Regions from separate parts of the Mus musculus genome. Here region 2 is linked to region 1. A link is a loop called in an ENCODE intact Hi-C map of the cell type or tissue named here. Cell type or tissue: heart. All regions are shown on one strand.

Region 1 (8,000 bases):
TTTCTGTAAGATTCCCCTGGCACAGGAGACTATCAGGTCTCTTTTATTCATTTAAAAACCTTGAAATGAGTTCTTGTTTTGAAAATCCTCTGTATGTGTCTAAGTACGTGAGTATGTCATAAACAGGAGCATACTCCAGTGAGGTCCCAGGGAGATGGGAAGGAGGTGGGGTGAGAGACTTCCACACAGTTTTAAATCAAACCCAGCATGGCAGAACTTTCTATAAAGCCAAACTCCCTTATAGGGCGTCAGCTGCCCATAGCCCTGGTCCCTAGACCAGCATAAAATCTCCAGACCCTCCAGGTGCCCATGTCTCTCTGCCAAGGAGGATCCTTGCTCTCCTCATGCCCAGTCCAAGCCTCCTGTCCAGCATCCCCTCTCTGGCAGTGTCCCTGCCTGTGTCTCTGTGGGTCCTCAGCCTTGGTTTTCAATAGCTGCCCTCATGGGCTGCCTCAGATAGGTTTTCCCTTGCAGAGAGGGCTCCCCTGGGGTTAGGGCGGATGGCCCAGTGGTAGAGCCTGCCTAGCGTACTGGAGTCCCTGGGTTGGATTCCTGACACTATTAAAAAGTTAAAAAGCGAGAGTGAGTAATCTCCTGTGGTGTGACAGGTAAATCCTGTGGCTTCTTAATTTATTCATAATATTAATAAGGGAGGTGCCAAGAGTGGTGGTATACACCCTTATGCCTTTAATCCTCCAACTCCAGAGGCAGATGCAGATGGATTTTGGTGAGTTTGAAGCCAGATTGGTCTATACAGTGAGTTCCAGGCAAGCCAGCGCTACTTAGTGAGATCTTGTTTAAAAACAAAAGACAGAAAATGAAGGCTGAATATGTGGATCAGTGTTAGAGCACTTGCCGAGCATGCCTGAGGCCTAGGTTCCAGCTCTACCATCAGAAACGTTCATAATGCAAGGACTGTGGAGACACACAAGGCCCTGGGTTTGGTCCCCCAACCACTGCACAAACCTGGCATGAAGGTGCACATCTACAATTCCAACAGCCAGGAAGTTAAGGAGTTTTCGATCGCCTGGGTGCACACCTGGCATGTGGTGCACACCTATTAGGGAGGTAGAGCCAGAAGGCCAAGGAGTTCACAATCACCCTCAGCTACACAGCGAATTCGAGCCAACCTGGGCTACTTGAAATCCTATCTTGAGGAAAACAACAGCAAACTACCAGTGACAGGAAGGCACATAAATCAAATCTCCATCCACCCAAAAAATGGATGAGCACTGGAATGCGTACCTAGAAACCTCCTGAACAAGTCACTGGCTAGTCTCTAAGTGGCTGACAAAAATGAGGGAGGGAGCCGAGCGGTGGTGACGCATGCCTTTAATCCCAGCACTCAGGAGGCAGAGGCAGGCAGATTTCTGAGTTCAAGGCCAGCCTGGTCTACAAAAGTGAGTTCCAGGACAGCCAGGGCCAGGGCTATACAGAGAAACCCTGTCTCAGAAAGAATGAGGGAGGGGTGCGTAGAATTCACTTAGACTGGAGTTTCCAGGTAAGGCCCTGTTTGCGGATGCTGAAAAGGTAGGAAGTAGGCAGGCCAAGTGGCCTGAGCTTGTGATCCTAACTCCTGGGAGAGAGAGGTAGGAGAGTCAGGAGTTAGAAGCCATCCTGGGGCTCCATAGTGAAATTGTCTCAAAACACAAAAATAAAAAAGGAAGTAAGGCTGTCTAAATACTGTACCAGATACAACACTCTTTTTTTTTTTTTTTTTAATGTGGCAAGAACTGGTAACAAGAGAGTGACTCTCTTCCCAAAGCCCAGTGTCTAAGAGGACCAATAGGATACCAGTGGCCGGGGAGGAACAGGGTGGGATTTCTGGACCTTTTCCTCCATTCCTACTGCCACTCCGGGTCAAAGGCTTTCCTAGAGTGAGACCCTGAGTCCAGGGTCTGATGAATGAGTGGGAGTGGCTTGACAGAGCAAGCTCTGAGGAAAGGGACACCTTGCTGAAGGAGCCAAAAGCATCGAGAAGCTGGGACCCTTTCGATGGCTTCAGGCTGGAATGACCTGCACAGAGCTCTTTACTGTCTGAGGTCCGAAGGAAGCCCAAAGAAAGCCGTGTTGGCTGAGAGCAGCCTGCAACCACTGGGTTTTCACCGGGTTTTCCTTTTGTGGGAGAGCCAGCTGAGGAATCCTGGGGCAGGTGGTCAGGACATGAGCAGGATAGAGGGAGGGAAGTACCCAAAAGCCTCCTGGGTTTCCTCCAAGGAGTGGCTGTCGAAGGCTCAGGGGCTCCTGGAGCAATATATGTGGGACCGATGTAAGGGACAGACTGGGACTGGTTTCATGTGGGATTGCTTACAGGACGTTCAAAGAAAAAGGCCTTGGAGTTTGTTAAACAATAGGGCTAGGGGGGCTGGAGAGATGGCTCAGTGGTTAAGAGCACTGACTGTTCTTCCAAAAGTCCTGAGTTCAAATCCCAGCAACCACATTGTGGCTCACAACCATCCTTGATGAGATCTGAAGTGGTGTCTTCTTCTTCTGGGGTGTCTGAAGACAGCTACAGTGTACTTACATAAAATCAATCAGTAAATCAATCAATCTTTGGGCTGCCAGAGCGACCGGGGCTGGAGCAAGTGGGGCCAGAGCGAGAAGAAAAAGTGTCTGAAGACAGCTAAAGTGTACGTACTTACATATAATAAATAAATACATCTTTTTAAAAAAATAGGGCTAGGGCTTGTGAGAGAAGTAAAAAAAAAATCTATGGGAGATGGTTGCATCCAACGGGCTATCAATACTTTTTTTTTTTCTTTTTGAGACAGGAGTCTATGTAGTCCTGACTGGCCTAGAACTCACAGGGATCCACCTACCTTTGCCTCCCAAGTGCTGTGATTAAGACAGTCAGAGTGCGCACATTTTATCTAACCTTCATGACCCCTGTCAGGTGGTATCATTAGGCCTTCAGTACAGGTGAGGAAACCGAGGGGGATGAGCGACTTAAATCCACACAGCTCTGAGTGACAGAGCTAGGAATCAAGGTCATGTCTGCATCCTACTCCAGGTCTGTCCTACCACTACCACCACCACCCCTGCTCCATTCTAATGGCTGATAACTCAGTCTCCCTCTTTTTTTTTTTTTTTTTTTAAATAATTTTTCAAGACAGGGTTTCTCTGTGTTCCCCTGGCTGTCCTGGAACTCACTCTGTAGACCAGGCTGGCCTCGGACTCAGAAATCCGCCTCTCTCTGCCTCCCAAGTGCTGGGATTAAAGGCGTGCGCCACCATGCCCGGCTCAGTCTCCCTCTTTAGCCCTTAGGAGACATTGCCCAGGAGCAGGTGGCACTGAGGGCATGGTGGCTAAGTGAGGAGAGAGCTAGAGCCAATGTGCACAAGGCTGCAAGTTGCACTGCAGGCAAACAGGGCTTACGGCCGGGAAAGTCATTGCCTGTTATCTTGGGAAGCCTTGAGTCTTGGGAAGAGCCCATTTCTGGGAGTGTTGGTAGCGGTATTATGCTGGATACTAGATTATTTCCCTGTTAATCAGCTGGGAAGGACCGCCGGCAAAGGGCAGTGTGGCTTTGAAGATCTGTGGGAGCAGTGAGAGAGCGATACAGAGGCAGAGACGGACGGACGGACGGACGACAGACGGAAAGGAGAGCAGCAGTTGCGGCTAAGGGCTGAGGCACTGAGTGAAAGTGGGTGGGTGGTAGAGCTTGAATAGGAAGTATCTCCCCAGAGGGCTTATGTGGTAAAGCATGGTCCCCACTTGGTGGCAGTATAGAGAAGCCATTAAGAGCAACAGCATGCCACCAATCCACTGCAAACTGAACAACATACAAGTTGGCAGGAGCCTGAGAAGAGTTCAGAACTGTGGGTGAGTGGACACTGTAGCCAAGAAGGACTCCAGAGGACTTAGAGTCAGGATGCTCGGAGCTAGGGAGATGGTTCAGTGGGTGAAGGCGCTTGCTGCCAAACCTCATGGCCTAAGTTTGATCCCGGGACCTGTGTGGTAGAAATGATCCCAACTGTTCCTCCCATCACAGCAATGCTCTGGTATCCATGTGTGCACACACATACAACGAATAAACACACAGACAATATATATAATAATTAAAAAAAAAATCAGGATTCCCTAAAAGTGATGTATTTCTCTGTCAGGGAGTTTCCAGTTGAGAACAGCTCACTTCAGGGAGACTACTTATCACTGTTAGATGAATACCAGGCACAGTCTTGGGTTTCTGTTTTTCTCTTGTGTGTCTGTATGTGTGTGTGGTGTCGCTGTGCGTGTATATGGTATGCCTGTTTCTGTGGTGTGTGTCTGGGCCTTTGTATGGTATGTGGTGTGTGTGTGTATGTGTGGTATCTGTGCGTGTGTATGGTATATCTGAGTGTGTGTGTATGGTATGTCTCTGTGTGTGGTATGTGTGTGTGTGTATGTGTGTGTGTGCATGTCATGTCTGTGTGTGTGTGTGTGTGATGTATGTGTGTCTGTGAATATGTATGATATAGTATGTCTGTGTGTGTGTGTGTGTGTGTGTGTGTGCATAGCATGTCTCTGTGTGTGTGTGATGTATGTGTGTCTATGAATGTGTATGATATGGTATGTCTCCGTGTGTGTCCGCCTGTAAACTGGAACTGACTGTGCCCAGGGCCTTGAACATGCTAGGCAACTGCCCTACCCACTGAGCGACATTCCCAGCCCTAAGGTCTCAAGTTCTTAGCCTGTACCTTTCTATCTACCCTCCCCTCCACACCAGGGTAGGGACAGTCCAGCACACTCTACTGCGTGGAAACACTGAGACTGGGTGGGGAAGCAACTTGCCTGAGATCCCACAGCCCAGTTGGATCTACCGGACCCCAGACCTTATCCCCTGGGTCACCCCATGGTTCATTTAGCTTTGCCTGACTTTGTGCAGCTTCCTCTTGGCCTCTGTCTCACTCCAGCCTGAAGCTTCCTCCAGCCTCAGGCCTTCCCACAAGGCCGGTGTGCTGTACCCACACCTCCCACCCAGATGTCCTCACCTGTACTTTTTCCTTTTTTAACAGGAGCACAATTGCAACTTAATGTCTATGACTGTGTCACTTTTTTTTTTTTTTGCCAGATATCCAAACCTATATCTGGACATTGCTATGCTCCTAGTGCCAGAAATAACTGATAGGCCTAGAGCCTGATACAAAAATTAACAAACAAACAAGCAAACAAACAAACACCAAGAGCCAGGCCGCTGGGATTTTTAGCCATTATGTTCTTGTGTGTGATTTAAAAAGAAAAAGAAAAAAAAAGTTACCAGCCTAGGTTTGCTTTCTACCCTCAGTCCTGAGTATTCAACCCCTACTTCCACTGGACTCTCCCTCAGGCCTGCCCTGCGGGACAGAAAGTAGGAACAACCTAGGAGCAGCCCTGGCAAAGGCTCTCAGAGGCCTAGGGACCTTGGCCACTGCAGGGCACTCACTGTTCCTTGGCGATCTCCAGGTCCTTTCGGTGGCTCTGCAAGGCAGCCACCATCTGCCCCAGCTCAATCTGGGCGTTGCCTATGCAGCTGTACAAGTTCCCGACCAGCTCGTCCTTGTTGGGTACCTCCTCTTGGTTCCATTCCAGAACCTTCTTAAGGACTTTCTCAGCTTTTTGGAGGCTCCCATCAGCACTGCCACTGGTCAACACTGGGGAGAGAAGGAGTTGACACGGAGGTCAACTCCATATTGACGGACCAACTCCTCCCAGATAATTTCCATCCACAAGTCAGCAGAGGCCTAGGCTCTGACTATCATGTTGCCTCTCTCCATCCCCCATGCCCGAGAATACTACCCACACATGTCAATGTCCTCTAGGCTCTTGAGGATGTAGTGGGCTGTCTGCGAGGGGCTGCGTTTCCGGTCCCTCAGCCACTTCTCTTGCATCAGCTTCCGGTCTCGCTCCCTGGCATAGATGGGCTTCTGCTGCCTCCAGAAGTTGCTGCGGGTGTCCAGGTAGTTGATGCCAGTCATAATGAGGTCCTCCACGGTCAGGCCACTCTTGATGGTGCCTTTGATGAGATCTGTGCAGAGGCATCAAGGAGATCACACATGGAGGGGAGTCACCCTTTCTAGGCTTGGAACCCCTGATGTAGGGCCCTGTGAGGACCTCTGTCTGCAGTTGCCCCAGCAGTGAGGAAATGAGGAGTATGTGGGTGGTGATGGAAAGCCAGGGGACATTCTTGGGACAGGCCTTTTTGTGGCAAAAGAGGAGGGACCATAAGGGTATTTTGGACAACTTTCTGAGAAGCCTATACTCAAGGGTCCCTCCTTTCAAGCTGTGTCCTCAGGGAATAAAGACGAGTCTGAATGGAAACATTGGTCCATGTTGCCAGTCCTTGTCCAGCAGCCAGGTGCCAGGTACACTGGTGCATGCTGGGAGCTGTAGGGGTGTGCCTTCATCCTGTCTGTTCTGTGGCCAGAGCTTAGGGCCAATTGAAATGACGCAAGGCCACTTGGGATAATGTTCAGGCCACTCCTGCCCTCCGTGGCAGGCCCTCTAGAGACCAGGAAGCCTTCAGGCTTGTTACCAAGGAGATGTGCCAACAGTAAAGTGGTGTGCCAAAACCCTTCAGAGAACCCTGCAGGAGACCTTAGGAAACCATTTCTGGAGAGAGGGTACTTGTTTCCAGGGTGCCCCCTGCTCGGGTGTATCAGGGCAGAGCAACACCGCCATGGCAGCTTAGTAGGCGGCCTCAGTTTGAGGGTTCTGTCGGCACAGTGTGTTGGACTGGATTCTGTTGGTAACGCCACCACTGACTTGCTTGCCACCTTGCTTGCCACCTTGTACATTCGGTGAATTCTATTTCCTTGTCTGTGAAATGAGGGATGGGCCGGATGATGTCTCAGAACATGTAGTGCTGCTGCGCTCAGATCCCAGCACCCATCTGTCAGGTTCTTTTACCCACCGTACAGACTACGGCGGCAGTGGTTGTGATTTGCCTCGTGAGTGTCCCTCCCTTAACGGCCCCATGTGTTAGGGCTTGCTTCCTAGCCAGTGTACTACTGGAATATGGAAGAATCTTTAGGTTTTTTTGTTGTTGTTTTTTTTTTTTTTTTTTTTTTTGGTTTTTCGAAACAGGGTTTCTCTGTATAGCCCTGGCTGTCCTGGAACTCACTTTGTAGACCAGGCTGGCCTGGAACTCAGAAATCCGCCTGCCTCTGCCTCCCAAGTGCTGGGATTAAAGGCGTGCGCCACCACGCCCGGCTGGAAGAATCTTTAGGAGGAGGAGCCTATCGTCAGGAAGTTACACTGTCTGGGGCATGCCTTCCAATGGGGGTGGGGGGCACTGGAATCTCTGCCCCTTCCTCTTTTGTTACTTCCTGGCCATCTCTGTCCTACTGGGTGCTCCCCAAACAATGTTCTGCCTCACCAGCAGGCCCTGAAACAATAGGGTTACCTGAATACCTATGAAATCTCTGAAACTTTAAGCCAAAATAAAAAAAAATTTTTTTGAAACAGTGTCTCACTGCATAATCCTGGCTATCTCAGAACTTGCTACATGGACCAGGCTGGCCTTAAAGTCACAGAGACCCACCTGCTCTGCCTCTGCCTCCTCCTCTGGTGGGATGAAAGATATGAGCCACGGTACCAGACCAGCATCGTTCGTTCCTACTTACAGGCTGATTATCTCAAGTGTTCTATCACAGTGATGTGAGGTCGACAAAGAAGTCCACACACACACACAAAAGTGGGGACCCTGTGTGTGAACTTCTTGGGTTCAGATATGAGCAGAAGCCTGTTGCCTAGCCTCCTGGACCTCAGTCGAGTGAGAACGCTGTGTTTCTATAGGTCTGGGTTGGCTGCATTCCAAGACAGGCTGTCCCTTGAGCTCCCACCCACTGCCCCCAGCCCTGCCGGCCACGGGCCTGAGACCTTCATCCAGAAGGAGCTTCTCCAGATACTCCTTGTCCACGTACAGCTCCCCGAGCAGCTGCCGCACGGTCTTCTCGCTCTTGAGCGAGCCCTTCCGCTTGATTTCATGCTTGGTGCTGTACGAGAGTTGCTTTATAGGCAGATGCTTCTGTTGGGCTTTCTTA
Region 2 (8,000 bases), 70 kb after region 1:
AAGTGCTGGGATTAAAGGTGTGTGCCACTACTCCCTGGCTATAGCAGTCTCAACAGTGTTAAAAGTTCAAAGTCTTTTCTGAGATTTATCCAGTCACTTAACTGTAATTCCCAAAGCAAGACAGGAAACCAGCTGGGCAAACTCAATACTCTGCATCTCTAGTTCTGATGTCAAAGTGGTCTTCAGATCTCCTACTCCTTTTTTATCTTTGTTGACTGCAACAAACTTCTTTGTCCTGGTCTGGTTTCACTCCCTGTTAGCAGCTTTCCTCTGCAGGTATTCCACTGCTCTGGCATCTCGAACACCTTGAAGTTACCAAGGCAACTTCAGTGTTACAGCTTCTTGTTCCAGTGTCTGGGATACACATGATCTTCTGGGCTTCTCCAACGGGCTGTTGTCACTTCTCTAGCTCTGCCCTTTTTAGCACTGTAAGCTCAAGTAGAGTAACTCTACTGCTGATGCTGTTCTTAGTGATCATCCCATGGTACTGGCGTCTCCAATACACTGTTGTCTTCTGCTGCAACTAGGCTTCACCAATAACCTCTCATAGTCTCCCTTCCTGGTGTCAGGCCTCAACTTCTTTGTATGACCCTTTTAGACCTGGGCTATCAACTGCAACTGAGGCTGCACCTTCACCAGTAGCCTTCTCTGGCCTCTCACAGTGCCAAGCCTCAGCTGCTTCATGACCCCTTTGTGCCTTCAAAACCCGTACCACCTGGGTGACTCACGTTATCAAGTGCAAGCTGCATGAGGTACACACAACCTTGGCTGTCTCTGGAACACAGCTTCTTTGTGCTCTCAGAAAACACTTCCCCGCCAGGCGTGGTGGCGCACGCCTTTAATCCCAGCACTTGGGAGGCAGAGGCAGGTGGATTTCTGAGTCCGAGGTCAGCCTGGTCTACAAAGTGAGTTCCAGGACAGCCAGGGCTATCTATACAGAAAAACCCTGTCTCGAAAAAACAAAAAACAAAACAAAAAAAAAGAAAACACTTCCCAGAAGATTTTACCTCAGTGATGCTGGTCTCTTTTTAATCACCACTAATTTCTTAGCTCCAGCTAACCAGTATCAATTGTCCCAGTAGTCCCTTCTATTCTGGACTCTAAAGCTAGAGCCACATGATCAAAGCTGTTTGCTGGGGCTGGAACATGGCTCCCTTGATCTACTACATTATCACTAGCTTTCTGTTTTCTAGCTCCATCACTGTGTAAGCTTGGCTGTCCTGGAACTTGCTCCTTAGAATGACTTTGAACTCAGATATCTGCATGCCTGTCTCCTAAACACTGAGATTAAAGGTGTGGTCCACCAAGCCTGGATTTAAGTTTTTCTTCACCTAGATCTTGCTCTGTTCTAGCTGGCTTTGAACTCAGAGATCTGCTTGTCTTTGCCTCTTGGGATTAAAGGCTTGTACTACCACATCTGGACCTAAATTTAGCTGGGTGGGGTCTTCCCCAAGGTCCCTTAATTCAATTTAATATCCTGGAACACAGGATTCGGCTCCGTTTCACCTCCTGGTGCCCCTATAATACTGGAACCATATATTTTATATTTTTCCTTTCTCAGCTTGCTGTGCTTGTTTAAAATGTTCTTCATGAGACTTAACCAGAGAACAAAGTCTATGATGGACTTTCCTGAGATATCCTTTGTCAGTGCAATTAATCTGAGTCTTTTCACCTTAGCCTCAGGCAGACTCTTCAGACAAGGGCAAAAGATAGCCACAAATTTTTTTCACCAAAATACCACAAAAACAGTCTTTATGCCATGTACTGAAATTCTTCACTGAAACCTCTTGGACCAGGGCCACACAATTCAAACCACTCTCAGTAACAAAGTTTCCACATTCCTACTAGGATAGCCCATTAAGCTCCATTTAAAGCATTACACGGCTTTTCCAAATCCAAAGTCCCAAAATCCACCTTCTTCCAAACAAAAGCATGGTCAGGCCTATCACAGCAATACCCCTGATACCAACTTTTGTCTTCGTTAGGATTTTACTGCTGTGAGCAGACACCATGACCAAGGCAAGTCTTATAAAGGGCAACATTTAATTGGGGCTGACTTACAGATTCAGAAGTTCAGTCCATTATCATCAAGGTAGGAACATGGTGGCAGGCATGGTGCAGGAGGAACTGAGAGTTCTACATCTTCACTTTAAGGCTGCTAGAGGAAGACTGACTTCCAGGCAGCTAGGATAAGGGTCTTAAAGCCCACACCCACAGTGTCATACCTACTCCAACAAGGGCACACCTTCTAATAGTGCCACTCCCTGGGCCTAGTATATACAAACCATCACACTGGGGCAGTCTCTCAGCTAGCTAACTTAACCTGGCATCTGCCATTCTGTGTCCCTGTGTGGGTCTCACTGCCTGCTTACACCTCCATTCTGTCTCGAGTGTGTATGTGTCTGTCTGTCTGTCTGTCTCTGTCTCTATTTCTCTGTCTTTGTCTCTCTGTCTGTGTGTCTGTGTGCGTGTCCTGTCTGTGTCCAACCAGAATCCTGCCCCACACTTCTTGCTCCAGCTCTGGGCCATCAGCTCTTTATTTTACAAAATGCCACGTTTTAGTCTGAGCTCATCAGCAGCAAGACAACAACTGATCCATCTCCTTGTCGCTTCGGGCACTGAGAGCTGCCTGACTCTTTTAGGCAGGTGATAGAAAGACAATACCAAAGTCTTGCTAGCACTTAGCTCTGTCTCTGCCCAGCAGTCAACATTTGGAAATACAGGGACACACCTTCATCCGATGAATGGGAAGGTCGCCCCAACACTCCTCCACTCTTTCTGTGCCTGCTTTTCCTTCTGTCTTCCTACCCAACCATGCCAAGGATTCCTCTAAGGGGTCAGCACCTCCATTTTTGGATCTTGCTGACACTACCCATTATTCATGGGGAGCACAGGACATTGAAATGTGTTACATTTTTGAGGTAATTTTTTTTTTTTAAGACTTGAGTTTATTTATTTGTTTATTTTTACTTTTGTTGTTGTTTTCAAGTCAGTTTCTCTGTGTAGCTCTGACTATCCAGGTACTCTATAGACCAGGCTGGCCCTAATTCATAGATCCACCTGCCTCCGAGTGCTGGGACTGAAGGTGTGCATCACCAACCCAGCTTAAAAGTAATTCAGATTGTTGTATGACGCTCAAGGATTATCAGCTAGTATAGTAGCTGTCTGGGTAGCAGTTGATCTTGAATCCTTGAGCAGGTCACTCTCTTAATTTCAGAGAGAGAAGAGTGAGAAAGCCCCTAATGGCACACTGAAGGCAGCTACTGAGGGAATAGTTGAGAGATGGAAACTGGGTCTGCAGAGATAACACTGGCTGTTCTTCCAGATGGCCCAGGTTCAATTCCCAATACCTCCCTACAGGACAGCATACTTAGTCCTCCGTAGCTCATTTCAGGGGACATGCTGCCCTCTTCTGGCCACTATATACACATTGTGCATATGTATACATAAAGGTTCAAATAGTCAGATACATTTAAAAAGTGGAGAATTCAAGATAGGCCTTATAAAGTGGCACTTTTGCAAGTGTGGGTCTCAGAACACAGGCCCTCAAGGCAATCACCCAGCCCACCAGAGAAACAGGGCTGCTTTAAGTCAGGAAAATGCTATTATTGAGAAATCCCAGAGTTTAAAGTTTTGTTTGGTCAGGTATGATGACCTACACATGTTGCTGAGGCAGGAGAATTGCTTGGGGCCAGGAATTCAGAGGTCAGCCTGAGCAGCTTAGCAGAAGGGATCCACTATGAAATATCTGCTGAGCTTCGCAGAGCGAGTTTCTGAGCGCAGAAAAATAATTATTAACTTTTCTACAAAGCATGTTACGGATTCTCCTTTGTTCATTTAAATCTGCAATACCGCGGGCTGGGACCAAAATCGTCCAGGTTCAACTGCTTCCACATACTACCTTGTGGTTGGTGGGCAGTCACTCAGTCCTTGAGGAAACATGAGTAGGCAGCAGACAAAGCATCCTGTGAGTGGAGCTCTTAGCGCTTGGTGGTGGGAAGCACTGGTTACTCAGATGAGATGCTAGTACGATTGCTTGCTGGGTCCCATCCTAAGTCAGAGGTCAATTCATTTATTTTCCCAACTGCTTGACTCCCACCTAACTCTTTAAATTTTTTTTTTACTATATTTAGAGTGGGAGTGTGCATACTTGTGATACATTGAGGGTCAGAGGACAATATGTAGGAGTCTGTCCTTTCCACAGTTGTCTTGCTTGGTGGCAGGCACTTTTTGCCACTGAGCCATCTCACCACCCCTGGTAAAGTATTTGATGGGTTTTTTCTCTTCCTCCATGTTCCTGTTTCATTGGGTATACACCTTATTCCAGCCCATGGTCAGAATGAAGAAGCAGTTGCTAGTTGTTGCTATAGAGATGTAAGCCTAGTGATGACGCTGACATTTTGTTTGGTTTTTGGTTTTTCAAGACAGGGTTTCTCTGTGTAGCCCTGGCTGTCTTGGAACTCACTCTGTAGACCAGACTGGCCTCGAATTCAGAGATCCACCTGCCTCTGCCTCCCAAGTGCTGGGATTAAAGGCGTGTGCCACCACCGCCCAGCTAAACGATGACTTTTTGAACAGCTTGAGATTTTTGCTTTCATATGAACTCTCTTGAGCTTCTAGGCATAACTAACTCTACCCTTTGCTTGTTGCTGAGAGCTAACCTTCCTTCCATCCCTCTTACACTGGCCACAGGGATAGCAAACGTGGCTCATGAGAAGAGCGTGATCTTGAAGTTGGATTGACAGCTCTGAATCTCACCTTACTGTACACTATGTATGTCATCTTGGAGAAGTTAACTTCTCCCACCTCAGGTGCCACATCTGTGATAGGGGAGTTGCCTCTCCTACCTATTTAGTTAGCATACAAAGGCTTAGATGAAGGAACACATGTGAAGCCTTGGGCACAGGCCAGCCTGTGGTCAGTACTAATGTTTCCCAGGGTTTCTTCTCTTTCCTGGAGAACTGACCAGCCTAGTAAAGTTGCTGTTCTTTGCTTTCCAGGTCCAGTTTGGCCATGCTGGAGCTTGTGCCAACCAGGCTTCTGAAACTGCAGTAGCCAAGAACCAGGCCTTGAAGGAAGCAGGAGTGTTTGTGCCCCGAAGCTTCGATGAGCTTGGAGAAATCATTCAGTAAGGAGTGGGCAGGATGTGGTCCCCCCATCTTTCCTGATCCCTCCTGAGGACAGCAGCCCCCATAACACGGTGGTGGTGGTGGGGGGACTCTGGATACTCCTAGCTGTTCATTTGCTCTAATGCACTACAGGGAAAACCATCTTTTTCCTGGCTTCTGTTTTATTTTAGTTGTAAAAGTATCAGGTCAAGGCCAATGAGGCTGGTGTTAAACCTTGTTTGGTTTCTGAGGCCACAGGCTTGGTTGGTGTTGGTGGCCGTTAAAGAGACATGGGCTTGGGTGTGTTTAGAAAGTGTCAGGCACTTTTGGCGCACGCCTTTAATCCTAGCACTTGGGAAGCAAAGACAGGAGGATCTGTGTGAGTTCCAGGCCAGCCTGGTCTACAGAGTGAGTTCCAGGATAGCCAGGAGCACACAGAGAAACCCTGTCTCAAGAAACAAACAAACAAACAAACAAGCAAACAGTGTCATCTGGAGTATCGTGTATCACTTCTGGCTGATAGAGTTATTGGACATTTATTTTTTTCTATTTCTACCTCCTGAATCTGCCTTGGCTGTTCTCGTCTCTTCCCGTGGTTCTCACATCCAGCTTCCCATGAGGCCTCATCCAGTGAAGGGGAGCTAAAGGGGTCGGGGTCAGGACATCCTGGGCCATAGTTTGTTTTCATTTAGTTCTTGGGATCCAGTTGGTAGGAGTAGGGCACTGTCGGCCCAAGATGCCTACAGTGTTTGGGATAAAGCCTAGAAAAAAATGTCTATAGAAACCATAGTGTCTCCTGTCTCTCCTTCCCTCCCAGGTCTGTGTATGAAGATCTGGTGGCCAAAGGAGCCATTGTACCTGCCCAGGAAGTGCCACCTCCAACAGTGCCCATGGACTACTCTTGGGCCAGAGTAAGTGTCATGGGTATCTGGAGGGTGAAGGTGGATTTGGGGGTTTCATTAGTTTGTCTTGAAAACATACTTTCTACAGTCCTAAAACTTGCTATGTATAAAATGCAGAGATTGTCTGCCTCTGCTGCTGGAGTGCTTCTGTTCCCATGCCTAGCTCTTAGTTGGTATTCTTACAGGTAGCCCTGGCTGTCCTAGAACTTACTAGACTGGGCTGGCCTCAAACTCAGAGATCCTCCCAAGGGCCAGGATTAAGGGTGTGTGCCATCACACCTGGCTAGATTGGTGAATCTTAAGGTGGTTTGACCTCCTGGATATGAGGCCCCTTCCAACTACTTAGAAACCTCTCTGATTAACTCTGGGTCCCATCCACTGTATACTAGAACTGTCCCTGGTTTTATTTTTAGGTCAGGTGACAGAATGGGCAACACAGCCCACATCTGATGTTGGAAGGAGCCAGCTTTTAGGGGCTGACAGTCAGCACTAGGGAAGTAGAGGCAGGAAGATCAGAAGTTCATGGTCATATTACTTATTCTTTCTCTTCCTCTTCCTCCTCCTCCTCTTCCTTTTCTTCTTCCTTCTTCCTTTCTCCCTCTTCCTTCTCCTTCTTCTTCCTTCTCTCCTCTGTCCTTTCTTCTTCCTTCTTCCTTTTTTTGGGTTTTCCAAAACAGGGATTCTCTGTGTAGCCCTAGCTGTCCTGGAACTCACTCTGTAGATCAGGCTGACCTTGAACTCACAGAGATCCACCTGCCTTGGCCTTCTGAGTGCTGGAATTAAAGACAAGTGCCACACTGTCCGGCTTAGAAAGCTGCTTCTAAGGAATGCTTACCTAGAACTTACAAAGGAATATATTTAAAATTTTTGTTTAGTTAGTGTTTATCACAGGAGATTATCAGAAGATAATTATGAGGTGCCATCAAGCAGTTAAAAGGAATTAACTAAATTGTACATGGACAGACATTAATAGAGTCAGATCCACTAAGTAAAAGGCACACTATGGCAGGCTTGCTAAATAGTCTTGGTGGTCCTCAAACTTGGTGTGTCTACTGCCCTGGGCCTCCACCTCTTTTTTTTTTTTTTCTTTTTCTTTTCTTTTTCCTTTTCCTTTTCCTTTTTTTCTCTTTTGTTGTTGTTGTTGTTGTTGTTGTTGTTTGGTCTGATTTCTCTATGTAACCCTGGCTGTCCTCGGACTCAGTGATCGCCTGCCCCTGTCTCTCAGTGTTAGGATAAAAGGTGTGCACCTCTATGCCTTGCTAGCCTCTACTTCTTGAAAAGAGTTTGTCTGGGTACTTACTGCTTGGCCATCAGAGCGGCCAAGGCATTCCTGAGAGCACACACAGCTTTCTGTCTTGGGGAAAAAAAAAAAAGCCCTCTGCTGGCCACCATAACCTTCTGTCCTCATGTCTGCTTAGGAGCTGGGTTTGATCCGAAAACCTGCCTCATTCATGACCAGCATCTGTGATGAGCGAGGGCAGGAGCTCATTTATGCGGGCATGCCCATCACCGAGGTCTTCAAGGAGGAGATGGGCATCGGTGGTGTCCTCGGCCTCCTCTGGTTCCAGAGAAGGTGAGACACATGGGCAGGGGTGATAGGGCACTGGGCTTAGGGCAGATTCACTACAATTTTATTTTGAGTTAGCTTTTGATTGTTGCACATTCAGAAACCTTTTATGGGCTGGAAAGATGGCTTGGTGGTTAGTAACATGCTCTACGGCGTTTAATAACTGCAGCCTTGCACAGGAATCAAGAAGGGTTTGGCTTGGGATTGGTGGTGGTAGTATCAGGCTACGGAGGAAAGTGTGTCCTTGTCATTGTAGCTCCTGGATCTCGTTCCAACTCTGCGCCTCTGTGTGCCCTCCTTTAGGTTGCCCAAGTATTCCTGCCAGTTCATTGAGATGTGTCTGATGGTCACAGCTGATCACGGGCCAGCTGTCTCTGGAGCCCATAACACCATCATCTGTGCTCGGGCTGGGAAGGACCTGGT

Evidence for each region. Hi-C counts contacts between places; a loop is a spot of excess contacts. Peaks named below come from ENCODE experiments on the same cell type or tissue, not always from the same donor. Only the 100,000 strongest peaks of a DNase experiment are listed, where the experiment ranks them.
Region 2: it touches region 1 in a loop (9-fold over the local background); 13 of 42 quality-filtered maps call a loop at or near these places.

Annotation. Positions count from the first base shown.
Region 1 is chr11:100,551,473-100,559,472 of GRCm38, reverse strand. Ttc25 (tetratricopeptide repeat domain 25) reads right to left here. Exons shown (of 12, transcript NM_028918.3): 5 at 7,837-8,000; 6 at 5,759-5,983; 7 at 5,402-5,609. Among named protein-coding and RNA genes, the nearest start is that of Ttc25, 9.9 kb to the right of the region's middle. In heart, a CTCF peak has its summit at 3,712 (motif pointing right); a DNase peak (open chromatin) is centred at 3,712; H3K4me3 peaks cover 527 bases; H3K27ac peaks cover 314 bases.
Region 2 is chr11:100,481,728-100,489,727 of GRCm38, reverse strand. Acly (ATP citrate lyase) reads left to right here. Exons shown (of 28, transcript NM_134037.3): 20 at 5,001-5,128; 21 at 5,926-6,019; 22 at 7,429-7,583; 23 at 7,881-8,000. Among named protein-coding and RNA genes, the nearest start is that of Mir7116, 7.2 kb to the right of the region's middle. In heart, a CTCF peak has its summit at 3,413 (motif pointing left); no DNase peak of the experiment used is centred here.